2 separate regions of the Homo sapiens genome follow, and region 1 is linked to region 2. Evidence: read pairs that join two places in POLR2A ChIA-PET (ENCODE). Cell type or tissue: MCF 10A. All regions are shown on one strand. Links, peaks and the distances in the headings refer to the core of each region. The heading gives the core; the rest is flanking DNA. Region 1 overlaps LSM12 (LSM12 homolog). Region 2 overlaps NBR1 (NBR1 autophagy cargo receptor).

Region 1 (2,913 bases), core at 228-2,727, 850 kb before region 2:
AGGCCAAGGTGGGTGGATCGTTTGAGCTCAGGAGTTCAAGACTATCCTGGGCAATACGGTGAAACCCTGTCTCTACAAAAAAATACAACACCTTAGCTGGGCGTGGTGGTGTGCTTCTGTGGTCCCAGCTACTTGGGAAGCTGAAGTGGGAGGATTGCTTGAGCCCAGTGGGTGGAGGTTGCAGTGGGCTGAGATTGTGCCATTACATTCCAGCCTGGGTGATAGAGTGAGACTCTGTTTCAGAAAACACAAAAAACAAAACTGGAAACAATTCAGATTTTGATCAACTGTCCATCAACTAGTGAATGAATATATAAAAGGTAGAACTGTATCCTCATAGTGGAATGCTTCCTAGCAATTTAAAAAACTATTGGTACATGAAACAAAATGGATGAACCTCAGAAATGTGCTAAGTGGAAGAAGCCAGAGACGTAAGTCAACACATTGTATCATTCCATTTATATGAAATATCTAGTAAAGGAAAAACTATAGAAATAGATTTAAGGCCAGGCATGGTGGCTTACGCTTGTAATCCCAGCACTTTGGGAGGCTGAGGCGGGCAGATCACGAGGTCAGGAGTTCGAGACCAGCCTGACCAACATGGTGAACCCCTGTCTCTACTAAAAATACAAAAATTAGCCAGGCGTGGTGGTGGGCACCTGTAATCCCAGCTACTTGGGAGGCTGAGGCAGGAGAATCCCTTGAACCTGGGAGGCGGAGGTTGCAGTGAGCTGAGATCGCACCACTGCACTCCAGCCTGGGCGACAGAGCAAGACTTTGTCTCAAAAAAAAAGAAATAGATTTTAAAAAGTAATCTTGGTGGCCCTCCCAAGCCTAAAAGGCACATTCTACACTTTCTCTACTGAGGGCAGCTTTTATTGGTTCTCTCCAGTGGTTTGGCAAAAACCATAAACTTACTAACTTGGAATAATTGGGCCATTTATAGGTATATAGTCATTTGCAAAAATATGTGGGAAAATTTAGATTTGTACAGCAGCTAAATTGAGGGTAGAGTGATAATCGTTTGCTTTACAAAAGAAGGCATATTCATGTTCTGCATGAGTTTTCATGACAAAAAAGGGCAAGGTAATCTCCTTCTCCCCACCCTCAATTTTGAAAAAAGGAAACACTTCTAGTTTCTTTTATTGAGAGCGGTCTCCCCCATTGATGGGGACCCCTAATTGATGGGGTCCTCTCTAGGAGATTTTATCCCATTTGTACAGCTTCCTGGTAAAAGCAGATCTGTGTAGCTGAGTCCGGATCCCTAAAGCATTACTGTAGGTTGAGTATATTGGGGGCAAACTGAAAATATATACAGTCAGCTTACAGTCATTTCTGCTGACTTTTCTAAGTGCTCCCTTACATCATTTAGCATTTGGGATGTTTGCATTAGAATTGAAATAGAGAATTGTCTAGTCCATTCTCCTTTGCTTTTGGAGACTTTAGGGGAGATTGCACTTGCACAACTGGTATTTTGGCGGGGGTGGGGGGTGTATTTTGAAATCATTGTTCTATAACCAGTGTGTCATTGTTACTCAGCCTGTCTAAAGAATCACTTCTGGCTGAGATTTATATCCATTTTATTTTCTCTCTGGCAAAAATTCAAGTGGCTCTTCTTCCAGCTTTTTTTTCTCCCCTTCTCTAGCTTAATTTGTCAGTTCCATTCTTAAACATTCTGCATAGATGCCTGGTTTCCTGAGCCAACTCTTGTCTCTTACTAAATGGGGTGATGTTATGTTTTTAAGCTGCTATGTAGGTGACAACGACATTTTACTCTTTGAACGTTCAGACTATCTAGTCAACACAAGCTTTATAGAAGCAGCTTTCTCTGACCCAGCATTCGGAGATGATTTGGATTTTCAGGAATAAACGTTTTTAAAGGGGATTGAGGTTTCAAAGTGAGATCTTCCAGCCTGCTTATAAGGTAAATGCCCGCCTGTCCACTAGATGCTTCCCAGGAGCTCTGCCACCCTCCAGTTTTTCCTTCTTTCCTTAAAGACTTCAGATTTTTTTTTTTTTTTTTAATAGAGGCAGGGTCCCACTATGTTGCCCAGGCTGGTCTGTAACTACTGGGCTCAAGTGATCTTCCTCCCTCAGCCTCCCAAAATGCTGGGATTACAGGCGTGAGCCACAGCGCTGGCCGACTTCAGATTTTCTTAAGGCATTGTTTGGAAAGCAAGATTCAAGGAAACTCCTCCTTAGGTTGCAGTGAGCTGAGATTGCACCACTGCACCAGCCTGGGCCACAGAGCAAGACTCCATCTCAAAAAAAAAAAAAAAAAGGAAACTCCTCCTTGTTACCGGGGTTTTTTTGGTGCTTGAGTAAGCGTTGCTTGTTGCTGCTTAAAATACATCATCAGCAGCTCTTTCCATAGAAACTACAAGGCTTTCTTGTTACAGTTGGGATTGCCACTGCTTGGAATGCTGTCAGCCTGTGTGTTTATTTGTCTGTAAAGTTATAGCCTGGTAGGGCCAGAATGGCAGCCAGTCTTGAAAGATTATATATATATTGCTGCTGTATTTGTCTCTCTCCATGTCCTAGAGATCCTGTGAAAAAGGAGCTCTGGCTTCAGATCACTGCAGGGTTTTGCCATTCTTCCCTCTCTTACCCGGGGAGGCTGAAATGACAGCGTGAGCTGGCCTTCTGTGCTCACGCCTGCTCCTCCTTCCTAAGACAGTCTTTGAAACTTGCAAGGACAAGAATACCCATGGCAATTGAAGGCCTCCTTTTTTTTCATAGTCAAACCTAAGCCTTGAGAAAGTGCTTAATTTTATAAACAAAGAATTAGACACTTGGTTTACTTCCTCTGCTATAAAACTATGCTTGGAGCCAGGCGTGGTGGCTCACGCCTGTAATACCAGCACTTTGGGAGGCTGAGGTGGGTGGATCACCTGAGCTCAGGAGTTCAAGACC
Region 2 (2,913 bases), core at 260-2,759:
AACTACCAAACCACCCTTTAATAATACTAAGACCACGCCAGGCAGGCGCAGTGGCTCACACCTGTTATCTCACCATTTTGGGAGGCCAAGGCGGGCGGATTCATGAGGTCAGGAGTTCGAGACCAGCCTGACCAACAGGATGAAACCCCATCTCTACTGAAAAAATACAAAAATTAGCCGGGCATGGTGGCATGCACCTGTAATCCTAGCTACTCAGGAGGCTGAGGCAGGAGAATCACTTGAACCCGGGAGGCAGAGGTTGCAGTGAGCCTAGATCATGCCACTGCACTCCAGCCTGGGCGACAGAGCGAGACTCCATCTCAAAAAAAAAAAAAAAAAAGCCGGGTGCTGTGTGGCTCATGCCTGTAATCCCAACACTTTGGGAGTCCAAGGCGGGCGGATCACGAGGTCAAGAGATCGAGACCATCCTGGCTAACACGGTGAAACCCCATCTCTACTAAAAATACAAAAAATTAGCCAGGCGTGGTGGCGGGTGCTTGTAGTCCCAGCTACTCAGGAGGCTGAGGCAGGAGAATGGCGTGAACCCGAAAGCAGAGCTGGCAGTGAGCCGAGATCGCACCACTGCACTACCGCCTGGGTGACAGAGCAAGACTCTGTCTCAAAAAACAAACAAACAAAAAATACTAAGACCAGATAATGGAAAGTTTTAAAGATTTAGGTGTTAAGGGCTACCAATAAATAAGACGGAAATTGGTTGAAGTTCCAGTTTCAGAGAGCTGGGCCTAAAGTTTTGGCTCCCACCCCAGTCCTGGGCTTACATCAGGGTATTAGACTGGAGCAAGCTCTCAGGTCGGCCTAAAGGAGACTTGGGGCTCTGGAGTCCATGGATTGAATTCCACAGGTGAATTTTCCTATGGAGTTTAAGCTGCTTTTTAAGTTCCTTGACCTCTGCTTTACGTTGTTTCTTCTCAGCTCGCAACCTTTGCTTTTCTGCTTTAAGAAAGTTCTTATCAACCTGTTTCTGGAGCCTGTGAGATAATAAAAGCAAGTCTTAAAAGAAAGTCACAAATAAATTCTGAAGCTATGTGGAGCCAATTGCAATTTCCATCAGTGTCAGCTTCCAGTTTAATTTCTTTTTTTGTTTTAGAATTAGGGTCTCACTCTGTCATGTAGGCTGGAGTACAGTGGTCTAATCATGGCTCCCTTCCACCTCATATTCCTGGGCTCAAGCAATCTGCTCACCTCAGACTCCCAAGTAGCTGAAACTATAGGTACGCACCACCACGCCTGGCTAATTTTTAAATTTTTTTTGTAGAGGCGGGATCTTGCTATGTTGCCCAGGCTGGTCTCAAATATTTGGCTTCAAGCACTCCTCCCACCTTAGCCCCTCAAGTTGCTGAGATAACAGTTATGGGCCATTGTGCCCAGCCTACTTTAGTTTCTTAATTTCTTTTTATAGCTATTATTTCTATTTCACTAACTTTGGATAACTGTCTTCATTATTGCACATCAATTGAAAATGAGCAGAACTAAGGAGACTATCTGTAGTTTTGTGATTCATACCCTGTCACCAGAACCAAGAAGTCAATCAGAGAATAAGCATCTCCATGTAGAGGGTTTTACCTGACTTGTTCCAGAGCAGCAGGAAGACGAGGAGTAGAGTACTTTGAGTGACAGAACGGTTCAGAGGAGCCCACAACAGGTCTCCGCAACTTCAGCAGGACGTGGTTAGTGTCATGGCCATATGGCCCTGCTTCACAATCTTCACAGATATTGTAGGATGGGCATAGGCTGTGGGGAAAGAATGGCACAATACACAATGGCAGAATAGGAAGTACCTGGGGTAGGGAGATATAAGACCATACTTCTATGTTTGCTCCAGTACCAACTAGCAGGTAACCTGAGCATGCCATCTGACTATGCCATGCCTCAATTTTCCTCATTAATAAAATGAGGATAATAACACTTAACCCATATCCATTTTAAATGAAAATCTATGGGAGGAAGGTAAGATGTGAAAGTACATGGGGCCAGGCACAGTGGCTCATGTCTGTAATCCCAGCACTTTGGGAGGCCATGGAGAAGAGGATCATTTGAGTCCAGTAGTTTGAGACTAGCCTGGGCAATATAGGGAGACCCCATCTCCAAAAAAATAATTAAAAGGCAGTCTGTGATCCCAGCTACTTGGCAGGCTGAAGTGGGAGGATTGTCTGAGCCTGGGAGGGTGAGGCTGCAGTGAACCATGATTGCACCCTGCACTCCAGCCTGGGTGACAGAGACCCTGTCACCAAAAAAAAAAAAAAAAAGGCATTTGGAACAACCGAGGAACTACCCTTAGTGATCTAATTTTGTCCGTTCAGGGGAACATAATTTTGCCTGGCTTTGCTAATCCAAATGCACATTTGAACACAACAATCTGAATAGTTACAACATACAAAGCATGTGGGTGAAGAGTAGCTTGTGCTTCCAACTCACAGCTACAACATCTAATGCTCAGAAACAGGGTACAATTAATTTCCCTTTACCTACACAGAAAGCCAGGGAGGTAAAAGCTGTAAGGTCTATCACTAGCTAGCTACTCCCAAGCAACTGCTTACCTACACTGGTAGCGGACACCAACAATCCTTCTTTGGCAGTTGTTGCAAGCAATATGCCAGCTGAACTGGTTTTCTGGCAAAAACAATGTTTCTTCTGAAGTAGGCATTGAGACTTCTGAGGGACAAGAACCCAAGGATGGGTTCTGGAGGACAAGCTTTTCATGTAATTTCTGTTCAAGCTTCTCAACCGTTTCGTTAACCACTTGTTCTCTGAACTAGAATATGGAGCAGAAGGTAGGGAAAAAACTCAGTTCCAATATCAGAAAAAAATGTGAAGATATCAATAGATCTGAAACCTAACTGTCTCTGGTATAATACAAAAACACAATAAACAACTGCTACTGAATAGACAGAA

The links. ChIA-PET counts read pairs that join two places held together with the same protein. Peaks named below come from ENCODE experiments on the same cell type or tissue, not always from the same donor. Only the 100,000 strongest peaks of a DNase experiment are listed, where the experiment ranks them.
Region 1: POLR2A ChIA-PET joins it to region 2 with 5 read pairs; 2 of 35 experiments call an interaction of 5 or more read pairs at or near these places.

The regions. Positions count from the first base shown.
Region 1 is chr17:44,042,917-44,045,829 of GRCh38, reverse strand. All of the region lies in intron 2 of LSM12 (LSM12 homolog), which reads left to right. Among named protein-coding and RNA genes, the nearest start is that of LSM12, 22 kb to the left of the region's middle. In MCF 10A, for the core only: no CTCF peak of the experiment used is centred there; a DNase peak (open chromatin) is centred at 1,489.
Region 2 is chr17:43,189,448-43,192,360 of GRCh38, reverse strand. It overlaps NBR1 (NBR1 autophagy cargo receptor), which reads right to left. Exons shown (of 21, transcript NM_005899.5): 8 at 2,559-2,773; 9 at 1,585-1,752; 10 at 780-989. Among named protein-coding and RNA genes, the nearest start is that of NBR1, 20 kb to the right of the region's middle. In MCF 10A, for the core only: no CTCF peak of the experiment used is centred there; no DNase peak of the experiment used is centred there.